Regions from separate parts of the Homo sapiens genome. Here regions 1, 2 and 4 are each linked to region 3. Evidence: chromatin contacts called from ENCODE Hi-C data. All regions are on one chromosome and are shown on one strand. The core of a region is the stretch at or near the end of the contact, and the rest is flanking DNA. Distances in the headings are between cores, read along the strand shown.

Evidence for each region. A loop is a pair of places that touch in the nucleus more often than their neighbours do. Pooled maps may share reads with other maps.
Region 1: a loop to region 3 is called in a pooled map, with 9 times the contacts of the local background. The contact joins the promoter of ZNF570 here to the promoter of ZNF155 in region 3. A Hi-C loop is called at or near these places in 6 of 50 pooled maps.
Region 2: a loop to region 3 is called in a pooled map, with 9 times the contacts of the local background. The contact joins the promoter of ZNF585A here to the promoter of ZNF155 in region 3. A Hi-C loop is called at or near these places in 5 of 50 pooled maps.
Region 4: a pooled map shows a loop between it and region 3 (15-fold over the local background). The contact joins the promoter of ZNF420 here to the promoter of ZNF155 in region 3. A Hi-C loop is called at or near these places in 5 of 50 pooled maps.

The regions. Positions count from the first base shown.
Region 1 is chr19:37,468,101-37,471,264 of GRCh38, forward strand. It overlaps ZNF570 (zinc finger protein 570), which reads left to right and starts at 1,256. Exons shown (of 5, transcript NM_144694.5): 1 at 1,256-1,457; 2 at 2,204-2,287. The coding sequence starts at 2,255. It also overlaps a transcript of ZNF569 not described here. RefSeq lists an enhancer at 931-1,430.
Region 2 is chr19:37,170,910-37,174,123 of GRCh38, forward strand. ZNF585A (zinc finger protein 585A) reads right to left here and starts at 1,786. Exons shown (of 5, transcript NM_001288800.2): 1 at 1,718-1,786. RefSeq lists enhancers at 1,687-1,876, 1,718-2,012.
Region 3 is chr19:43,982,775-43,986,366 of GRCh38, forward strand. ZNF155 (zinc finger protein 155) reads left to right here and starts at 1,414. Exons shown (of 5, transcript NM_198089.3): 1 at 1,414-1,471. RefSeq lists a silencer at 1,111-1,310.
Region 4 is chr19:37,076,535-37,079,946 of GRCh38, forward strand. ZNF420 (zinc finger protein 420) reads left to right here and starts at 1,899. Exons shown (of 5, transcript NM_144689.5): 1 at 1,899-2,036. It overlaps LOC105372390 (a long non-coding RNA gene), which reads right to left and starts at 1,663. Exons shown (of 2, transcript XR_001754095.2): 1 at 1,564-1,663. RefSeq lists a silencer at 1,355-1,644 and an enhancer at 1,735-1,974.

The DNA.
Region 1 (3,164 bases), core at 6-2,505, 6.5 Mb before region 3:
TTGAGGCAGAGCCTCACTTTGTTGCCCAGGCTGGAGAGTGCAGCGGCGCGATGTTGGCTCACTGCAGCCTCGAACTCCCGGGCTCAAGCGATTCTCTGCCTCGGCCTTCCGAGTAACTGGGACCACAATCAAGGGACACTCCGCCCGGCTGATTTTTGTTTGTTTGTTAGTAGAGATAAGGTCTCGCTATGTTGCCCAGGCTGCTCTCGAACTCCTGAGCTCAAGCGATCCTCCCGCCTGGGCCTCAAAAAGTGCTAGGATTACAGGCATGAGCCGCACGGGGCCGGTCTTAATACCTTTAATAAAGAGATAATAGGCCGGACGCGGTGGCTCACGCCTGTGATCCCAGCACTTTGGGTGGGCAAAGCGCACGGATCATTTGAGGTCACGAGGTTTTTGTTTGTTTGTTTTTTAAGACGGAGTCTTGCTCTGTCGCTCAGGCTGGAGTGCAGTGGCGCGATCTCGGCTCACTGCAACCTCCGCCTCCTTTCGCCTCCCAGGTTCAGGCAATTTTTCTGCCTCAGCCTCCTGAGTAGCTGGGACTTAAGGCGCGTGCCACCACGCCCGGCTAATTTTTTTGTATTTTTAGTAGAGACGGGGTTTCACCATGTTGGTCAGGCTGGTCTCGAACTCCTGACCTCGTGATCTGCCCACCTTGGCCTTCCAAAGTGCTGGGATTACAGGCGTGAGCCACCGTGCCAGGCTGAGGGTAGCGGGTGGGAGACTGCCAGGAGTGTAGTGCGCTTGCGCAGTTTACCACCCTGCATCCCCCCCACCCCGCTCCCCTCCCAATTTTTTTCGGGTATCCAGCACAATTCTAGGAATTCGCCTCCCACCCATTTTGAGTAGACGCGCCACTAGCGCGTTCCCACGCACAAACCTTTTCCCTGCGGCCAACCTGCGATTCTCAACTCCCCGCCCTGGTTGCTAAGGGAGGCGCGCAGAGCGCTTGTGCCTGCGCACTTCCACACCAGCCCGTGTAGTGTGACGCTGGGCCCCGTCCCTGTGACCGGGCCAGGCTCGGAGCTGCAGGGAATCCGGACTTTCGGGCTCTCTGGAAGGCCGGGGAGAGGCCAGTGTGGGAGGACCTGGTGGGGAGGAGGCCGTGTTACAAACCCTGCGCGGAGCTGCACCGCTGCTGCCAGACACTGCGACGCCGCGACCTTTTCTACTCCGGACTACGTTTCCCAGCGGACCCCGCGGGAGTTGGGCCGGCGGCCCCTTTGTGTCCTCCGGGGGCGGAGGCAGCTGAGGCGCTTCTTTCCGGGCCCGTAAGGGCTGGGTTCCATCCAACTAAGGGTAGCGGTGAGACCCGAGTGCAGATTCCCCGAGCCTTCGGGGCAGGAAGGAGATCTTCCACCAGTTCTGTTCTGCAGGTCGGGAGTGGGCTGAGGAGTGGCGTGTGGGTCTCCGGAAGCTCGTCGCAGGCCATCTGTGTGACTCCGGTGCGAGTGGAGGTTGGTACCGTTCAGTGCGAGGCTGTCACCCCGTGTGCCTGTCCACGTCCTGTGTGACTGGGTGCGAGGAAGTCAATGGCACCGTGGAATGTGAGGCTGTGAGTTGAGGCGGGAGCGGGCGACTGTTCGCTGCACCTTGTTGGGCCGATACCCGCGGCTTCTTTGTGACTGGGTTGTGAGATTGTCGCTTGTGATAGATACCCTGGTGGCTGAGCCTTGCCGGTATGGGAAAGGGTGCCCGTGTGAGGCAGTCCATACCCATGGCCTCTGACTGTGGCGTGGGTAAGACGGTGGTTGGCACTGTAGTTTTTCAGACTCTGATTATGTGGGGGATTGAGTGAGAGACTGTGTGCCACGGAGAGGCTTTTAAAGCCAGCCCAAGTCATATCAATGTGCCACCAAGTTTCAGAATCACTGATTTATTGGAGAGGAGGATTGTGGGGTCAGGTCCTCTTTTATTTGATCTTGGTGCTCTTATTTGTTAGTTCTGTGTCTTTATGTGAAAACTTACATTCCTCTGAGTCTGTATTTGTAAAGCCTAGAACATCTGTTGTTAACCTAAGGAATTGGGAAATGATTTAGGCATCAGTTAAATTGTATGCAAACAAATTCCTAGGTCTCCATTATGCTCTCTCTATTGGAGGGAAGGTTGCAAGAGGAGGAAAGAGAATCCTAAAAAGTCTAGACTGGTGATTCTGGATGCTGCAAGAAAAGTCTAGTTTCTCATGTTCTTTTCCCCATCTCAGTCATCTGAGGCCACTGCTATTTCCCAAGAGAAGAGCCAGGAGGAAGAAAGAATGGCTGTTGGGCTTCTTAAAGCCATGTACCAGGTGTGTTGGTGTTTTCTCGATTTCCTGAATACCTGTCTGCTTTTCAAAACAAGCAGGTACTAATTTTCCTTCTGCTGAAACGTTTCTGGGTAACCAGTCATGTCCCTTATCAACACTCTCCATTGGATTCCCATCTTATTCAAGATAAACGCGTAAGTCCTTGTCTTGACCTGCAGGGCCCTGCATAATCTGGTCCCTGACTGTCCCTCTGACTTCATCTAATTTTTCTCATCCTGTCTTTAACTCAGTCACTCAGTTCCAGCAACACTAGCTTCCTTGTAATGTGGTGAGTACATTCTTATTTATTCTTTTTTTTTTTTTTTTTTTTTTTTGAGACAGAGTCTCACTCTGTTGCCAGGCTGGAGTGCAGTGGCGCAATATGGCTCACGGCAACATCCACCTCCTGGGTTCAAACGATTCTCCTGCCTCAGCCTCCCGAGTAGCTGGGACGATAGGTGTGCGCCATCACGCCCAGCTAATTTTTGTATTTTTAGTAGAGACGGGGTTTCACCATGTTGGCCAGGATGGTCTGAAACTCCAGACCTCAGGTGATCCACCTGCCTCGGCCTCCCAAAGTGCTGGGATTACAGGCGTGAGCTACCATGCCTGGCCAGTGAGTACATTTTTTTTTTTTTTTTTTTTGTTGAGACGGAGTCTTGCTCTGTCTCCAGGCTGGAGTACAGTGGCACGATCTAGGCTCACTGCAAGCTCTGCCTCCCAGGTTCACACCATTCTCCTGCCTCAGCCTCCCAAGTAGCTGGGACTACAGGCGCCCACCACCACGCCTGGCTAATTTTTTGTATTTTTAGTAGAGACGGGATTTCACCATGTTAGCCAGGATGGTCTCGATCTCCTGACCTCGTGATCCGCCCGCCTT
Region 2 (3,214 bases), core at 536-3,035, 6.8 Mb before region 3:
CCATGCATTATCAGATATTAAAACAATATAAAAACAATGTAATAAAAACAAGTAAAACAATAAATATACCAGACAATATTGATCTATATATGTGATAAAAGTGGTATTCAAATGAGTGTGCATAAGACATTCATTGCATAAATGGCAGTGATATAATGCAGTGATATAACTGGCTGGCCACCTGGAAAAAAACAAACTAGATCTCCATCACACACTATTCAGTAGGCAAATGCCAGCAGGACTGATCACTTAATTATGTGTATTTGTTAAATCACAAAGACTATTAAAATAAATTTTAGAAGTATACATGTGTATAACACTGTGGTGGGCTGGGAGGGATCTTATTACACGTGAGAGGAAACACAGACTCTGTAACAGAAAAATCAGATACTTTTGATTAGATGATATTTCCTAACTTTATGTTAAAATATACCACAAAAAAAAGTAGGACAAAAGATATGAAAATTCACAGAAAAGGAAACAAATGGCAATTAACCAAATAAGATGCCAACTTTAGTAACTGGAAAATGCATTGGAGCAATTAGATATAATTTTCCCTCAAAATTTTAAAAACTTTTAAAATGCAACAATATCCACTGCTGGAAAAGCATCTGGGAAAATGAGTTATTTTATAAATTGTTGGTATAAGCTTGAATTGTTATATTTTGAGCTACTTAGTCATATCTATAAAGTATTAAAAATGCACATATGCCGGGCGCAGTGGCTCACGCCTGTAATCCCAGCACTCTGGGAGGCGGAGGCAGGTAGATCACCTGAGGTCAGGAGTTTGAGACCAGCCTGGCCAACATGGTGAATCCCCGTCTCTACTAAAAAATACAAAAAATTAGCTGGGCGTGGTGGCGGGTGCCTCTAATCCCAGCTACTCTGGAGGCTGAGGCAGGAGAATCCGTTGAACCCACTAGGCAGAGGTTGCAGTGAGCTGAGATCGCGCCACTGCACTCCAACTTGGGTGACAGAGCGAGACTCCATCTCAAAAAAAAAAAAAGTGCACATAGTTATTCCTAATAATTTCACATATATAAAGCAGAAAAAGAAGGACAAATGGACAAATAACCTTTCCAGAGTTGAGTACTTTACCTTCCTCTGTAATTAAGCAGACAAAATAATCTGTGAGGAGACAGATATATTTTTTGAATATATGCTTAATTAATATCTATAACAATACAATTAGAGAACATAGTACACTGTTTCTATGTAATAGATGTGACATTCATGAAAACTGACCACGAACTAGGTCATAAAGCAATTTTTCAATTTGACCATTAAACAGACATTACTTTAAAAAGGAACTTCTAAATAACTCATGGATCAAAGAAAAAACCACTTAGATTTGAACAATTTTTAATACAAAGATTCACCAAAACTTGAGAATTTTTATATTAAAGAAGACTGAAAATTAAAAAGCTGAACTTTCAACTCAGGTTAGAAAGCAAGCTGATTACAGTCCTCACCGATCACCATAACTGACCCTACAGGCTCTGTCACTGACCACAGACTCCCATCACTGACCCCCAAACCTCAATCACTCATCCCAAAGAGCTCCATCAATGACCTGAGAAATCCGTCACAATCAACAACGGACGCCACAGAACCCCATCACCGAAGCCTGAAACCGCAATCACTAACTCCACAGGCAACCTCGACACCCCCTATTACTGGCTCCACAGAAACCCCAATCGTGATCAACCAAAATCACCTCAAAGATTTATCGGTATTGGAATATGAAAATACTCCTGACACCAGCGGCAAAAAAGCCTTGGAAGACCACTTCCACTTCCGGTCCGACTTCTAGCACCTCCCCTTTGTAGGCTGTTGATATGGCGCATGCTCTGAATAAACTTGGAAGCCAGTTTCCTCGAACAGTCAACAGGGCGCAGACACAGCGCACAGGTTCCGTAATGTGGCGCTGTCCGGCAGAGAACATGGCCGCGCCCTTATGGTGTTTATTCGCGTGGGCCGCCATTTTGAAAGCATATCCATTCCGTAGAGCAGAGGAATTGGCCGCTGGCAGGGTTTCCTAGAGCGAGGCAGGTATAGTTACATAGGATGCTGGAGTGTGACCCTTGTCTGACTAGGCTTCTATTTCGGAGGAGAAAGTTACTGGAAATGTGGGTCTGGTGCTGTATGTTATATTTAGAAAAGCTAAGTTACCTTTCTGAATACAGGACACTGAGGATAATAATTACCAGGGAATAGAGGAGCCAGGGAAAAATCACCAAGTGAAGGGGATCCTGGGAGAAACCACAGGCAGATGATAGGAGGAATCAGGATAGTACAGTCCATTTTTTACAGACGCCATTCAGGGAAAAGGTGGAAAGGTCACTAGGGGAGTCATCTCTTGAGTGAAACCACCCTGAAAGTCTGAGAGACATCTGAATGAGTAGTAGGCTGCAGGAAGAGTGGTACAACTTTTAATGGGAGAAACCGCCTTGGGAAATAGGGTAGAAGTCCAATAGTATTAATACAATCCTCTCCTGGGAGATACCACCAGAGGAGGGAGGAGAAGTCCGGGCGTCCCCTTCTGAAGGGCTGGGTCGGGTGGGAAGGTGAATAGAGATTTGAATCACCCATTACCCTCCACACTAAATACCTCAAGTGCAACTATAGTAGGCAGCAATAATAACAACACTAATAGTCTTTAGTATGGCCAACGTGTTACTAAAAGCACCTAAAGAAGACTGTTTTTATTTACCTTGAAGTTAAAATATAATTAATAACAATCGCCTTACCATGTCAATGAAGCTTTAAGTGCAGTCTCTGACCCTTAGCTTCTCCTCTGTGGAAATTCTGAAACCTCCTTACTCCCCTTTTTGGAGGGTGTGGATGAGGAGTTGTAAAGATACAATTCCTTTCACTTGGTGAACTCCTAAACATGATTCACAGCTCAGCTTCTGACAGGAAGTTCTACCTGAACAGTGGTGGGAAATTACTACCCAATGTGTTCAGTTCCAGCAGGTGGGAAACTTGTTTTCAGGGAATTGAACCTACACTCTGATGTGGGCATGCTGGATGCCTTCAGGCCAGTTATGTCTGTCTCTGGGACTCGGCTTAAAAATATGTTTAGAGAATTAGACTCTGCTGATCTCAGGTTTTCTTTCTTCTCCGAAAGGACGGTCTAAGGAAACATCTGTGGAAGTCCGTTAGTAAACACACAATTTCTACCAAGGGGCTAAGAATTACTGTTGATTTTGTC
Region 3 (3,592 bases), core at 164-2,663:
TAAAATAAAAGCCAGGCAGGCTATGATATTTTGTGACTAAAAAATATTGGTACTGAGAGGTGGGCTTGCTGCTGCAACAAATACCTAAAAATGTAGCAGTCTTTGGAACTATGTAATGGATAGAGTCTAGAAGAGTTTTTACATGTATGCTAGGAAAAGCCTACATTGCCATGAATGGACTGATAAGGACAATTCTGGTTAGCGCTCAGAAATAGAGAATAAGAACTGTAGAGAAAACATCAATCTTGTTAGAGCATACCTAGGTAGTCATGATCAGAATGTTGGTAGAAATATGGACAGTAAAGGCCATTCTGAAGACCTCAGTCAGAAATGTTGAACATGTTATTGGAAGAGAAGAGAGCTTCTTGTTATAAAGGGACAAAGAATTTGGCTGAATTATATTCAGGTGCTAGTGTTTTATGGAAGGTAGAATTTGTGAATGATATAATTGTTTATCTGAATTAATTTCTAATCAAAGTGTTGAAGTTGCTTGAATCATCTTGACTACCCGTAGTGAAAGGCACGAAGTGAGGAATGACTGAAATAATTATTAATTAAAAGGGAAACAGAACTAAAATTTTTAAAAGTTTACAGCCTATCTACTTTGGAAAAAAAAAAAAACAGGAAACCTGAAGAATACAAGGGTATGGTTAAGCAACTAACTAATTCATGAATTTAGTATGGATTGGCCATGTCAACTGAAGCCAGGACCTATTGTCCAAGACAATGGAAGAATGACCCCAAAGGCATTTCACAGATTATGGCAGCTTCTCCTCCCATCACAGGCCCAGAGTGCAAGGACCTGGGGGACAGAAAGGGCCTTTGATGCCAGATATACCCTAATATATTAGGCACAGTTTCCTGCCTACTACGATTGAGCGTGTCAATAAATTTTTATCTCTTGGGAGGGCAGAACAGAGCAAGGATACAGCTGTAACTGGTTTAGAAATAGCAGTCACTCAATTTTCAGAGAAGTGTTCCTCATACTGTGGTTGGCACAGTCACTTTATCTAAAGAAAACCATGAAAAGTATTCTTTTTTAGTTTAGAAAAATTGATATAGAACATGAGACTCCATTTTTTTAAAATAAAAATATAGGTTGATAGGCCAGAATTCACAGGTCCACCTGCCTGAGCCAAAATTCTCACGCCTCCACAGAGCAAATGGACTCCATTTCCCAAGATACCAGCGAAACGCCTGCGGGAGTCTAATTGCCCGGTCGATGCGCAGGAAATTTGGCTCCCGCAGGCGTTTCGCGAGTAGCTTGGGAGGCGTGGGAATTTTGGCCCAGGCAGGAGGACCTGTGAATTCTGGGAAGTGGAGTCCATTTGCTCTGTGGAGTCGTGGGAACTTTGGCTCAGGCAGGCGGATTCGGGGGATTCTGGGAAGTGTAGTCCAGACGCCTGTGGCATCATCGACACTTCCGGTCTCCGAGCAGGACACTGCTACTTAACAAGGTGGTTTGAGCCAAGTATGTGTCTTGCGGGTCTTTGCGAAAGTGAACCAGTTATTAGGGGCGCCTAACGACCTGGGGGGTCAACTAAGGGGGTAAGAAGCCCTGGAGAAGACCTGAGGTTTGGAGATGCGAGGGGTGGGAGGGAAGTTTCGTTGCCGTCGATGGAGCCTTCTGGCGTTGGGGGCTGTACTCAGGTCCACCGGAGGAGTCGTCGGGGGTTCGGGGGGGGCGGGGAAGAACTCTGTCTAGTCTTGTGTGCCTGTTTAGAGGGTTTTCCAGGTGTTTGACCTCGTTCAGTCCGCCTCCCTCCACTCTTAAGTGTGCGACCTCTTTCTCGCGATATAACGTGGGGTGTTACTTAATCTCCCTGTACCTCCCATTGCCGTTTTTTAAATGAGGATTTCAGGACCATCCTGATAGAATTGTTTTAGGAGTTGAAAGTTGTGGTATAAAACAAAGACTTAACAGCTCCTGTCACTTGGTGTCCTGTTAATTTCCCGCGAAGTGGTCAGGTGCCCGGGTGGGGTCAGAGCTCCAGCTGCTCCGGCCCTTCTCTTGGAGCCCGGCAGGGCTCTGGATGATCCCGGACGCCTCTGACCTCTTTTTAGGAAGGCGTGGGTTGCATCCACGTTTCACGAAGGGAGAGGAGCATTTAACTTGTATCCGGGACGGCGACGCAGAGTGTTTGACAGCTTTCTCCTTCCCCAGCCTGACTTTTCTAAAAGAGCTGCAGGGAGGGACTTGGCTACTGAGGACAAAGCTGTCTACACGAGTGGTCTTTGGCTTTTCTCTTTTTAAAAAAAAGTTATTTATTTTGTTAGTCTGTTTTTATTATTGTTATTATTTGAGAATGAGGTTTGCTCTGTCTCCCAGGCTGGAGTGCAGCAGTGGCGCGATCTTGGCTCACTGCAACCTCCGCCTCCTGGGTTCAAGCGATTCTCTGTCCTCAGCTCCGGAGTAGCTGGGATTACAGGCATGCGTCACCATGCCCGGCTAATTTTTGTATTTTTAGTAGAGACGGGGTTTCACCATGTTGGCCAGGCTGGTCTCGAACCTGTGGTCCTAAGTGATCCGCCTGCCTCGGCCTCCCAAAGTGCTGGAATTACAGGTGTGAGCCACCGCGCCGGGCCGGTTTTTTCTTTTACAGAGATGTTCACCTCAACCAAGAGTGTATAGGATGTGTCCTTGGGCATGGGTGTTGATAATAATTAAACCTTAATTGGTAACTTAATTCTAAGGGCTTTATGGAAATAAATACATTTACGCCACACCATGGCTCTGTGGAAAGGTATTGCTCTTTTTCTTTTTTTTTTTTTTTTTTTTTTCCTGAGACGGAGTCTCGCTCTGTCGCCCAGGCTAGAGTGCAGTGGCGCGATCTGGGCTCAGTGCAATAGGCCGCCTCCCAGGTTCAGGCGATTCTCCTGCTTCAGCCTCCTAAGTAGCTGGGATTACAGGTGCGCACCACCACGCCCAGCTAATTTTTGTATTTTTAGTAAAGATGGGGTTTCACCGTTTTGGTCAGGCTGGTCTGAAACTCCTGACCTCGTGATCCGACCGCCTTGGCCTCCGAAAATGCTGGGATTACAGGCGTGAGCCACCGCGCCCGGTCGCTCTTTTCCATTTTAAATATGGGAGTGAGACACCTGGTGCTTAGTTCCCAGTAGAATGAGGTACAGCTGGAGCTGGAACCTAGGCAGTTTGGGTCAGAGCCTGAGTTGATCATCCCTTGGATACATTTTCATTGAGGTAGAGGAACTAGCTGGAATCAGGTGGGGAAAGAGAGTTAGGACTTGATTGAAGGGACCTTGAGAGCAAGGCTCATAGACTTGGACTTCTGTAGGAGTCTTTTAAAAATTTGTCAACATCCTGTTTCACTTTTTATAAGGATTTTGTATTGTGGAACCATATCATTGTGGAGCATTTTAAAATTAGATTAATAGGAGGAGAAAACATGTTTTAAATTACCCATGAATCCAAGATGTGAAGGTGCTAACTGTCTGATACAAGAGATGGAACTTCCAGTTCTCCTCCGTTTCTTTTTAGTCTTTCTCTGTGTCTATTGTATATTTATTTATAAGCATTTAAAAAAATTGTTATAATATCTTAATGTGTTTTCCCATATTTCTTTAACTATGG
Region 4 (3,412 bases), core at 649-3,148, 6.9 Mb before region 3:
CCTGACAGGCCCCAGTGTGTGATGTTCCTTACCCTGTGTCCAAGTGTTCTCATTGTTCAATTCCCACCTATGAGTGAGAACATGTGGTGTTTGGTTTTCTGTCCTTGCGATAGTTTGCTAAGAATGATGGTTTCCAGCTTTATCCATGTCCCTATAAAGGACATGAACTCATCCTTTTTTATGGCTGCATAGTATTCCATGATGTATATGTGCCACATTTTCTTAATCCAGTCTATCATTGATGGACATTTGGGTTGGTTCCAAGTCTTTGCTATCGTGAATAGTGCCGCAATAAACATACGTGTGCATGTGAATTGGACATAATTCTTGCCTGACTTTGACCCACTCTAACTCAGTGCAATTTAATTATCTATATTTCACATAGCTATGCCTGATCACACACACAGGTTCATTCCCTCAAGAATTCTGATCACCAAATTTGCTATTCCAGTCACATTACCGGTAAGAGATCAATGTATTTGATATATGGTCTTGCAAGACCAAGTTTTATTAATTTTTTTCCCTCTGAAGGAGTGGTGAAATTATACTCTATCTTCTCTGTGCTGGAAGTTCACAAGTTTTTGATTATTCAAAAATCATAAAAGGCCAAGAGGTCTTGAAGTAAGTAAAAATAAGTTCAGGTTTACCAACAAACTCTACAGCCTTAAGTTACTTTCTGCCGGCCAAGGTTTTCTCATCAGAAAATGAGGACAAGTGTTTGACCTAGAATTTGGGAAATCTGACTAGTGCTGTACTGTGCTAAAATTCACTCTTCTTATGTATAACGTTGTTTTATTATTTTATTAGTTGATGGCCTCTCAACCGTACCCAGTAATAAGAGAAACTTTACCCTCTAATTAGAAAATAATGGATATCTACTTTTGGCCTGCTGTGGCAGAGGAAAAGGCAGTTACCCTAGGACTGGTTTTGAAATAATCTTTCTAAAAACAAAGAAAAAACTACGTTAATTTTGGATTCTTCCCGATAACACATATATTTGATCCAATAGAAAAATGATGTCTAAATTACTTGTCAGATAAATTGATTATCTTTTCCAGATTATTACATTACTATTTAAGGAAGAAATAACTTGGCCATAGTATTTTCACTGTCACACACGATCACACACAGCTCATTTGCTCTTGGCACCCTTACAGACACTGAAATACAAGCACAAAGAAAGCACGTTTATATAACACAGATCACCAGTTACTCAATTACGGCCACACACAAAAAAGCAGATATACATACAGATACCCTTCATAAGCAAACCACAATAGAGATCTGTGTAAAATCGTCTTACTCTGTTAGACGATTCTACACAGTTATAAAATCCCATTACTACGCAGCTTAAAGTACAAATCACCTCACACCCCACAGCAGGAAGAATCACACACAGGCAGAAACACAACCATACACACCCGGCCACGGAAAGACTCTCAGTCCACCTGGCATCTCCCATTGTCACACACACCCCAAGGGCCTGGGAGGGCACACACAGGGTCCTCTGCAAATCCGAGGTTCCGGCGGGTCCCCGCACCGGCCCCAGCTCCTCCCCCGCACCTGCCTGGCCGGCGGGTCCCACCCTCTCTCCTGCCAGGGGTAGACCCTGGGACCACTCAGCTCGCTCTCGCAGGCCCTGAGCGTCTGACGCCTGCGCACTGAGCGCGGGCGGGCGGGCACTCCCAGAAACCTCCGGGGCGCTGCAGGCGGGACAAGCAGGTTCCACAGGCCGAGCCCACGAGCCCCTCGAGGGGTGAGCGGCCCGGGCCTCCTGGCGTTCTGGCCGGCTAGCCAAGCGCTGGACTACATTTCCCAGAGGCACGGCGTCCGGAGCGCTGGACTACATTTCCCAGAGGCACCGCTCCCGGAGCGTAGCTTCATTTCCGTTAGTTTGCGAGATTTGGAGGCCTCGCGTGGGGAGAGGGCCGCGTCTGTGGAGGAGCTTGGCTCCGCACCTGCTGGGCTGGCGAACCCGAAATTGGGCTTGGAACCCGGGAGCCAGATCTTGGACCCTGAACTGCACCTCTGTCAAGGTAGGAGTGTCCGGGATGCCGGAGCGGACACGCGCGGAGAAAGCGTCGCTGGGGTTACTCGTGTGGCCGTGTCTCCGGTTTTGTGTGCAGGCTACAGCCTGCCTGGTATTGGCGACTGCCTGTGCATACACGACTGGACGTGTGTGGCTGTGGTTTTGTGTATGAGCATTTGTATGAGTGTGAGTTGTGACTCTGAGGGTGTTTGTGACTGTTTGCTTACCTGGCTGGGATATACTTATGTGACTGTGATTTTATGTGTGCCGCGTGTATAATTGGGGTTTGCCTGTGACTATGAAGTGTGTGACAGTTGTGACAAGAGTGTTTGGATGTTCTTGTGTCACTTTGAGGTTGTGTGTAAACCTGATATCGTGGGATGGATTTGCCAGTAAATTTAAGGTGTGTGACAGTGTTGCTGTGACACGGTGTTTATTACCGCGTGTTTCCCTGATTTCGTACTGGGTTGGGTGACTGTCTGATTGTGTGTGACTGTGGGGTTGTGTGTGCTGTTTTCATGACTGTGTAAAGAGACTAAAATTGCAGCTTTGAAAGGGTGTTTTTGGCGGTATGTGTCTCTGACAAGGTGCTTGGATGTAATTATATGCCTTGTACTTAATGGGATTTTGTTTGAGACAAGGTGGTCTAACAATGTAGCATAATTGGGTGATTGTGCCTCTAGCTGTGTAACTGTGGAAATGTGATTATGTGTGACTTTATGTGGCCATTTGTATATTCTGTGACCTTATGGGGGTTTAGTCCAGTACAGAAGTAAATTTCTTTTTGGTATTTCTGGGGTTCATTTGGGGCTGAGGTCTGCCTATGGATTGTGAGTCCCATGTGGCTCTGTGCTCCTCCCATGTGGCTCTGAGGACTTAAGGACTTTTTGATTTGACCACAGTGGCTGCCCTTTCATCCATGGCCTGTATTGCTTCATTTCTGTATCCATCCTCGGTTCACCTTGGGAAATGTAGTTACTTACGAGTTCACGACTTCTTCCCTGCGTCCTCTTGCCTTATAGCCTTAAGGGGATTGGGTGCAGGGAAGTGGCAAGAAGTAAGGAAGTCAGACATTTGGACACCTGAGTGATGAATAGGAGTTATTTGCAAGTTACAGACCTGGTCTTAGGATGAGAATTTTAGGGCTGATAATACCTTCAAGACAGCCACTGGATGCTGTGCGCGGTGGCTCACATCTGTAATCCCAGCGCTTTGGGAGGCAGAGGCGGGTGGATTACCTGAGGTCATGGTTTCACCATGACCTCTACTAAAAATACAAAATTAGCTGGGCGTGGTGGCGCATGCCTGTAATCCCAGCTACTTAGGAGGCTGAGGCAGGAGAATTGCTTGAACCCGGGAGGCGGAGGTTGCAGTGAGCCAAGA